Regions from separate parts of the Homo sapiens genome. Here region 2 is linked to region 1. A link is an interaction called in ENCODE POLR2A ChIA-PET data of the cell type or tissue named here. Cell type or tissue: MCF 10A. All regions are shown on one strand.

Region 1 (4,000 bases):
AAGGCTCTATTTGTGAAACCCCAGACACTTTCCCCTGGCCTTTCCAGTCTGCAGGTGGTGTTCCAGGACTTGCATTGTTTTGTTCCCTGAAAGGTCAAGTCCTGTAGGGCTTCATCTGTCCAGGCTGGTGGGGCTCTGGCTGGCAAAGCAAATGCATCAGATCAGCCTGGCCATATTCAGGGAGGGCCAGGCCCGTTGGCACAGACTGCAGGGCTGGCATGGGCTTTGTGGGAGGCTGGTCTGAGCCACAGACGGTGGCACCAGCAGTCTTGTTTGTTCTTCAGCCCCTGGCAAAGCCTGAGCAGATTGGATTCCTGTCCTGTGGAACACAGATGCTTCCTCCAGAGCTCACCTGCCCAGGCAGTGCTCCACCTTGGAGCAGCACCGTCAGTTTGGGAAAAAGGAGGATTTGTCCCTGAGAGCCCCTTCTCTTCTCCATTCTTGTGGTTACTCCATTATCTCTCCTCTGTCCAAATTCATTTTCTCACCCCTCAGTGAACACAATAACATGTTGTCCAAGCAAAGCATAATTGCCATATAAACAAATGGCTTAATGATAATAAATATTCAAGCATTTTCAGATACTTGATTTCCTTTTATTTTCCTAGTTTCCAACATAATTGCAAGTTAATTTTAATTTTTCTATTGGAAAGGGTATGGGACATCTGACCAGCAGGCAGGTGGGGAAGATGCAGAGTGTGTCCAACCCAAGAGTCCTTATAAATAGCACTCAGGCAGTTCTGGCAGCCGTGATGGAACCTGGAGGCCTATTTCCTGCCTCTCTTGTCCATCTTCATTTTGAAGGACTCCAGAGCATTCCACCAGCTATTGTAAGGAGCACCTGTGTTGTCACCATCATTGAGGTTTTGGGAGAAATCATTTGGTCATGCTTTTTCATGCAGTGACTGTGCCCACAGACCCTGTAAGAGCCATTGGGAACTATGTGCATGGTGATTGAATTAGAGACCTGTTTCCAGTTCTAAAGAGAAAGTTCAGTTGCACTTTTGAGTTCTTAAGACGAAGGTATTAAAAGGCATGGCCAAGCCTGCCAAAATACTAACTGTAGAAATAGATAAGGTTTCAGATACACAAGCAAGGAGCTGGCTGGGTGCCTCTTGCTATGCTCGGGTAAGAAATCATGATTAATAAAGGCCACAGAGAGAGTGAAACCAACAGGGAGGTGGACAAAGCAAGAAAGAGAGATATGGTCAACTACAACATTCTTCCAGAAATATAAGACATTTAAGGTTATGGCATAGCAGGCAATATGTTCTCTAAAACCAGGACTGGGGAGAATGATGTAGTGTTTTGCAGAGGTAGGTACTTGATATTTCTGCTTTGATTTTATTGTTAGAAAAGAGAAGTATATGGGGCATATGAAAGTGATATACTGTAAGAGACCAAAGAACAATAAAAGAGTTGAGGTCCAACCTGTCTAGGGTAGGTTTTGCCCTCTTCTGGGTGTTTCTGGGACTCTTCAGCCTTTAACTTCCACCTGAGTGCATCAGACACACTCTTCTGTACTCCTTTGGCCGGCAGGAGCAGCCTGATTTTAGTGACTCGTTCAGAAGGGAGGTGCAGCTGGAAGGTTGTGTTTATTAAAGCCCAAGTGACTGGAGGTAAATGCAGGTGTGGTCAGGAAATGTAGCTGGTTCACCTCTCAGTAGGCACAAGGCCAAAGTCAGCCGACTTGCAGATTGTAATGCCGGTTCTCCCACCCAGAGGTTATTTGAGTTCATCCAGCACTGCAGCTGAGCAGAATGCTGCAGTCAGGGTGACACAATGCAAACTGGAGCCATGTCCTCAAGTGCATGCCAATCAAACCAACTTTAACCTTCGCTGGTTTGTGGCTGCTGACCTAGAGAGGAATTTGTTATATGGCTGAGGTCCTGTCCTACCTAAGCCAGACTCCAGTGCAAAAAAAAAATCCTGTCAGATGCGCCTCTTCTTCTCTGTCTCCATCTCCCTCTCTGCCTCCCGTTTCCCCTTTACTCTTTACTGTTAGTTGGCCTGGGGTTCCTGGGCTGAAGTGGAGTTTCCTCCTGTCTCCGTGTGTTTGCTGCTCTGGTTTGCTCTTCTTCCAGGGCCCCTTGGTAAAAGAAGAGCTGCTGACAGGGTAGAGTGGAGGTGGGGAAGTGACCACCAGACTGGGAGTGATGTAGGTTGTGGTCATCAATGATGTAGGTTGCTGTCACCAGGACACTCAAATCAGCTGTGACCAGAGCCTGCAATGACAACGTGAAGAAGGATCTCTTACCTCAGTTAGTGAGGTCCTATTCTTGTAGAGACAAGAATGTTTCTTGTGGAAACAGATAGCCAAGAAGTATCAACAATAACTCTGTACAGTGGAATAGAAGATCTGAGATTTTAGTGAAAAGGATAGACTCAGGACAGTAGGAAGCTCTGAGTTGAGTTTGTAACATCAGAATATTAAAAGGCACAGTGAAGAGAAGGTTCTGGATTTCTAATGAGATTTCCAAAGTAGGCTATGTTTTTATCTCATTAGGATGGATTAAGTTCATGCCTATCAATGCTAACTGTAGAAATAATTAGGTTTCAGATGCACTGTCAAGGTGTTAGGTGCCTTTTTCCAGGCTTGAGTGGCAACATGGTAGGAGAAGGTCTTGAGTATAAAAGGTCCCGGAGAAGGGATGTGGGTGGGCTTTGGGTCTTGTGTATCTTAATTTTTAATCTGTAGCCCAGATGTTTGATTGGAGAGCTTGCAAGTGAAGTTTGCTAGGCGGTGATAGTAAGATGGGAATCAGATGAAAATGGTTTTAATAAACTGGAGAAGTGCTCAAAATGAAGTTCACTGAGGAAAATGTAGAATTATACCACCAGTTATGAATAGCTACACAAGTGTTAAGAGATGGCTATGAATGAACAAATGTACCAGAAAGAGCTGAGATTGAGGATGACGCCAACATCCATCAGCAGTATGGGTCTGTGGTTGGAGCATCCCTGTCTAGAACTACAAATAAGAGTTCAAAACACAGGGGTTGTCACTATATACCCCATGAATATGTACAATTATTTGTCAATTAAAAATATAATTAAATAAAACTTAACAAATACATGGTTTTTGAGGCCATATCTTTTCTAGATGTGCCAAAATCTTCAGGCTAGCAGGGCTGTGGGTAGACTTGTAGACTGACTCACAGATAAAGGAAATTTGAAATTGAACTTTTAGAGAGTAATTGAGAATTCATAATTATCTTTCAGTGTGTAAAAAACCCTGATGTGAAGATTGGTTCCAGCTGTTAGTCTTTGCTGAGGATGGAATGTAGTTTCTGTAGCCTTTGATGAGACACTAGGAATACTTGCCTGACCGTGGAAGTCATTAAATGATAGAATGAGTTATTGAGGGAAGGTTCTGATTTTTTATGGGATATTCCAAATAGGCTATGTTTTCATCTCATGAGGGTAGCTAGCTGATGGCTGAGAAGTGGTATAGACTATTCAGAGTCCCGTTTCTAACCCAGAGATTGCCTGAGACATCCACCTGCTTTTACATCCCCCGAGGTGCTCCCTGCCCCCAGGAGCTATTCCCCACACCTGTCTGGGGACCTTTTTTCCAGGCATGGGCTAGCTGGGTCTGTATAGATGCACTGATCTCATCAGATTGCACTTTCTTTTTGTTTTCTTCTTTCTTGCAGTATGAGTTTAAAGCCAAGAACATCAAGAAGAAGAAAGTGAGCATTATGGTTTCAGTGGATGGAGTGAAAGTGATTCTGAAGAAGAAGAAAAAGGTAAGTGGCTCTGAACCAGAATCTGAGGTGAAGAGGAAAGCAGGGGAGGTAGGCATGGGGTACCTTCTTCTTCTGGGCCCACCTCCAGAGAGAATCCCTCCCTTATCTGGCAAGCTCTTCTGCTTTGAGCAGCAATGGTGCTGACAGGCTGCAGCAGAGTGTAGGGCGAGGCGAGGCCAAAGGCCTAGTCACCAGTTGGCTCAGTCAGTCCTGGTACCCCAGGTGATGGGAGTCACCTCCTGTCATCCATG
Region 2 (4,000 bases), 88 kb after region 1:
CCTGGGCAACATGGGGAAAGACCGTTACTAAAAAAAAAAAAACATAAAAATTAGCCACGCATGGTGGTGAGTGGCTGTGGTCCAAGCTACTTGGGAGGCTGAGGTGGGAGGATGGCTTCAGCCTGGGAGGCGGAGGTTGCAGTGAGCCGAGATCATGCCACTGCACGCTCCAGCCTTGATGATAGAGCGAGACCCTGTCTCAAGGAAAAGAAAAAAAAAAAGATTATACTATTTCACGGACTTCATGACTAAATGCCTGAAATATGTAGTTGGTAGAAGTCTGAATAGGCCCATTCCAGAAATGTTCATACTGGGGACAAAACTGGCTCCTCCTCATACCTACCTCGGCGGGGATCATGGTATCACTATGACACAGCTCAGCACAGAAGTCCTGATTCATGGGAATGTAGGCTTCCCTGCAAGGAGTACAAATGAAAGGGCAGAGGAGCCTGGTAAAGGAGGGAGTGTTTGAGGAATGAGGAGCTGTGGGATCACACAGAACAGACTTTAGAAAAGCCAGGTCACTTTGGCTGGAACTTTTAGCCATTTTGCAGGCAGAGGATGTGTTAGGCCTGATGGCTTCGTCAGGCCCAGGCTAGAGAGAAAGTTGAAAAGGTTAGATCAACTGGGTTCACATGCTCTCTGTTCTTTTCTGGCTAAGTGAACTGAACTGAGTTTTGTATTCTCATCTCGAAAATGGGGATAGTATAAACCACACAAAGCTACTATGGAAAGTAAATGAGATTGTATTTTAAAAGCACCCAGTAGAGAGTGCCTGGCAGTGACCCAGGGTACAGAACAATTTCCCTTTTAGGGAGCTTCCTTCTGCCTGCACCTGTGCTGCTCAGTACAGTGCTGGGTGCTCTTTCCTGCTCTGCTAAAACTTAGCTCTGTACTGAGAAAATTCCTGGGGTTACATTGATACAACATTAAATGTGGAATGTGAAAAACGCCCTGTCTTTAGGGAGAAGACACTAACCACGAGCACCTGGCAGGCGGGATGGGCACGTGCCATGGCACCTGGGCTCAGTCCCTGGCCTGCTTGTTTTCCTTCTCGTGATATGTTCTATGCCTGTTGTACAGATGCCATAGAGAAGGGAGCATGGGGTTGGCAAAGGACAGAGACAACAGTAGCTCGGAGTGAGGATTAAAAAGATTGCCCAGAGCCACTCATCTGCCCTTTCAGGGCACAGGGTCCTGGGAGTGATGTCAGGGCTGCCTGGAGACCTCTGCACACTGGACTGGATAGGTTGTGACCTTGTCCTGGATCCCAGCCCAGCTGGAGCCTGGCAGTCAATTGGACTTTGGGATGCAGGCTGGGTGGGGTTGGGGACAGAATGGGGTGAGAAGCATGGCTCGAGGGCACAGGGCCGCAGTGGTCTCACAGCACATGATGCGATGGGGATCGAGCCCAGCCTCCCTCCCACTCTGTGGGGAACGACCACAAATGAGGTTTTAGCAGCACACTGATAAGCAGAGCAGCTCTGCTAAGCCACAGATAAGACTCTGGAGGAAAAGCCTTTGGGAGGTGAGGGAGGACCCTCCACACCACCTGCTGGCCAAGCCCTGAGGGAGGCAAAGACCAGGGCGGGGGTTTGTGCCAGGGTCCCTGCAAGGCAGTGCCCACTGCAGTGGAGGGGCTACTGAGTCATCAGGGTGATAAAGCAAGAGGTAAATGAGGCCTGAAAGGATGACCAGCAAGCATTTGGTGCTTTTTAAAAACCACATTACAGTCAAGATAGATGTCTCTGCTGCATCCCTGATGCTTATCCATCTTTCTGGGTCAGATGGACCAGGAGGTTCACTCAGAAATGGAGGCAGAGTCAGGGCTGCCCACTGGACACATTACTTGGTAACAGGAAGCAATAGGTTCCCATGTTTACCTGCCTATTTTCACCTGGCTCAAAGCAGCCAAGAAAAGACGTCTCCTGGGTCAAAACTGATTCTATTCTGCCCCAGCACTGGATGGCTGTTCTAAGTGAATGATGGTAGTGCCTGAGAGCTCAGTCCCGGGTGAGCTCAGCCCCATCTGCCTCTTACCTGCCTTATACTCAGAGGCATATTTTCCTCCACATTCCCCCCTCAGAAGATCTACCGTCAAAGAAGCCTTTAAAACTGCAGAGATTCTTCCCCATGCAAATAGGAAAGGGCATCCAGCCCCTTCTTCCCAGGGTGGGGCAAGGACTGACCACATAGGGACCAAGCAGAGGCCAGAATCCTAGAGCAGTGCTTCTCACAGCTGAGCTGCATCAGAGTCACCTGGAGGGCTGGTTAGGACATAGACCGCCAGCCCCAGACCCATAGTTTCTGATTCAGTAGGTCTGAGGAGGGCCTGAGAGTTCCCAGGGGTTGCTGGTACTGCCAGCTGGGCACCTTTGAGAACCTCTATCTTAGATGATTTTCCCAAACTTCAAGTATTGTCTTTATTTTTAAAAGAGAGAAAGGGGAGGGTGTGTGCCTGGTGTTGCTAGGCAACCATTAGCCAAAGGTGATGAGAGCCGGGTTCTGGGAAGGACAGCAGGCTGTGCGGGGTGACCTCAGACTGGACAGAAGGCTGTGACTAACTTTATTGGCATCTCTCTAGAGACATAAGTAGGCTTCACCGCCAATTTGCCTAAGGTGTTCAGCAGGACTATTGAAGGCCTGGCAGCTGCCGGAGGAGAGCCTGTCTCCCAGCCGGGCCTTCTGCTCCTTGCTCCAGAGGGCTTTGAGCTTGCGGTAGTACACCTTGCAGCTGAAGCCCTCCCTGAAGCCCCTCTTGATGTGGCTCTTGAGGAAGTCCAGGGTGGGGTACATGCGGCAGCAGGCCACGCACTTGTAGCCATTCTGCTGTGCTGGGTGCCACCTGGAAGCCATTAGGATGTCCTGGGATGTGATGGAGTCCAGGCCATGCCTGGATTTCTTGGTGGCTTCTCGAGGGCAAGTGTTCTCTGGGGAGGAAGAGGACGAACAGATGTTCTCAGCCATGTCCTCAGAAAGGCAGTTGTCCCACTTGCCCTCATCCTGCTGCACCTCTGGGAAGTCATAGGCCTCCAGCTGGCTCTCTTTGTCTGCACACACGAAGTAGCTGTAGGGGGAGAACCAGGGCCGGTAGATAGTGCAGTTCCGCCTCAGCTTCTCTCCGTGCTGGGTATCCCCCAAGCTGCAGTCTGCAAAGGAAAGGACCAGGTCTGAGTCTCTGGCAGGGAGCAGTGGAGCCAAGGATGCTGGAGCAGAAAGGTAAGAAGGCAAACATCAGGCATGACCTCGGTTACCTCCACCCCACCACGATTGCAGTTCTGAGAGCAGACGCAAGACAGTGGTAAGAGCAGCCGAGGGCATTCCTTCTCACTGCATTCTTTTTCTAGGGGTACAAAGGGCCGTTGGATCTTGGGGCAGGAGAGGCTGCTTTTAGTTGGTAAGCCTTGGTATTTGTCGAGGCCTTCCCCTCCTGGAGACACCATGTCCACTGACTCCTCTAAGGATAGACACAGACAGGTGACCCAGCGGATAGCCAAACCGGCGGCCTCCCACAGTCCCTCTTTTCGCCACCCATGGCTGTGACCCTTTTTTCAGCCTCACTGCTCATCTTGATCCCTCCACGGCCCACTCAGCCAGAAACTGCTCTTGCACACCAGTTTCAGAGACAGGAGAGGGGAGGCAAGGCGAGAGCCCCAGGCCTGTGGGTGTCTACCAAAGGAAGAAGGGCCAGATAGGAGGCTGCAGGTGACAAGACCGCGCATGGGGGTCCAGCTTCCAGACACCTCTGCTTCCTTAGGGAAGCAGCCCCTTTTCATCCTTAGCCTCTCACACATTCCCGCCCAGAGTCAGAGAAGTCCTCACCTGGTGAGAGCGCTGTGTTCTGTATCCCTTGCCTGACAATGATGCTTTGGTACTGGGGTGGCAGGGCCTGAGCTGGGCTGGATGCCTCAGTGGGTACTGCTGTCTTTGCAATGTCTGGGTTATAGAAGAAACACTGGTGAGCTGAGCAAGGTTGGGATTCCACTTTCTGGGACTCCCC

What was found. Peaks named below come from ENCODE experiments on the same cell type or tissue, not always from the same donor. Only the 100,000 strongest peaks of a DNase experiment are listed, where the experiment ranks them.
Region 2: POLR2A ChIA-PET joins it to region 1 with 6 read pairs; 3 of 35 experiments call an interaction of 5 or more read pairs at or near these places.

The regions. Positions count from the first base shown.
Region 1 is chr1:162,283,688-162,287,687 of GRCh38, forward strand. NOS1AP (nitric oxide synthase 1 adaptor protein) reads left to right here. Exons shown (of 10, transcript NM_014697.3): 3 at 3,657-3,749. Among named protein-coding and RNA genes, the nearest start is that of MIR556, 57 kb to the right of the region's middle. In MCF 10A, no CTCF peak of the experiment used is centred here; a DNase peak (open chromatin) is centred at 1,664.
Region 2 is chr1:162,371,468-162,375,467 of GRCh38, forward strand. It overlaps SPATA46 (spermatogenesis associated 46), which reads right to left. Exons shown (of 3, transcript NM_182581.4): 2 at 3,823-3,936; 3 at 1,736-3,149. The coding sequence ends at 2,581. Among named protein-coding and RNA genes, the nearest start is that of SPATA46, 3.4 kb to the right of the region's middle. In MCF 10A, no CTCF peak of the experiment used is centred here; a DNase peak (open chromatin) is centred at 2,494.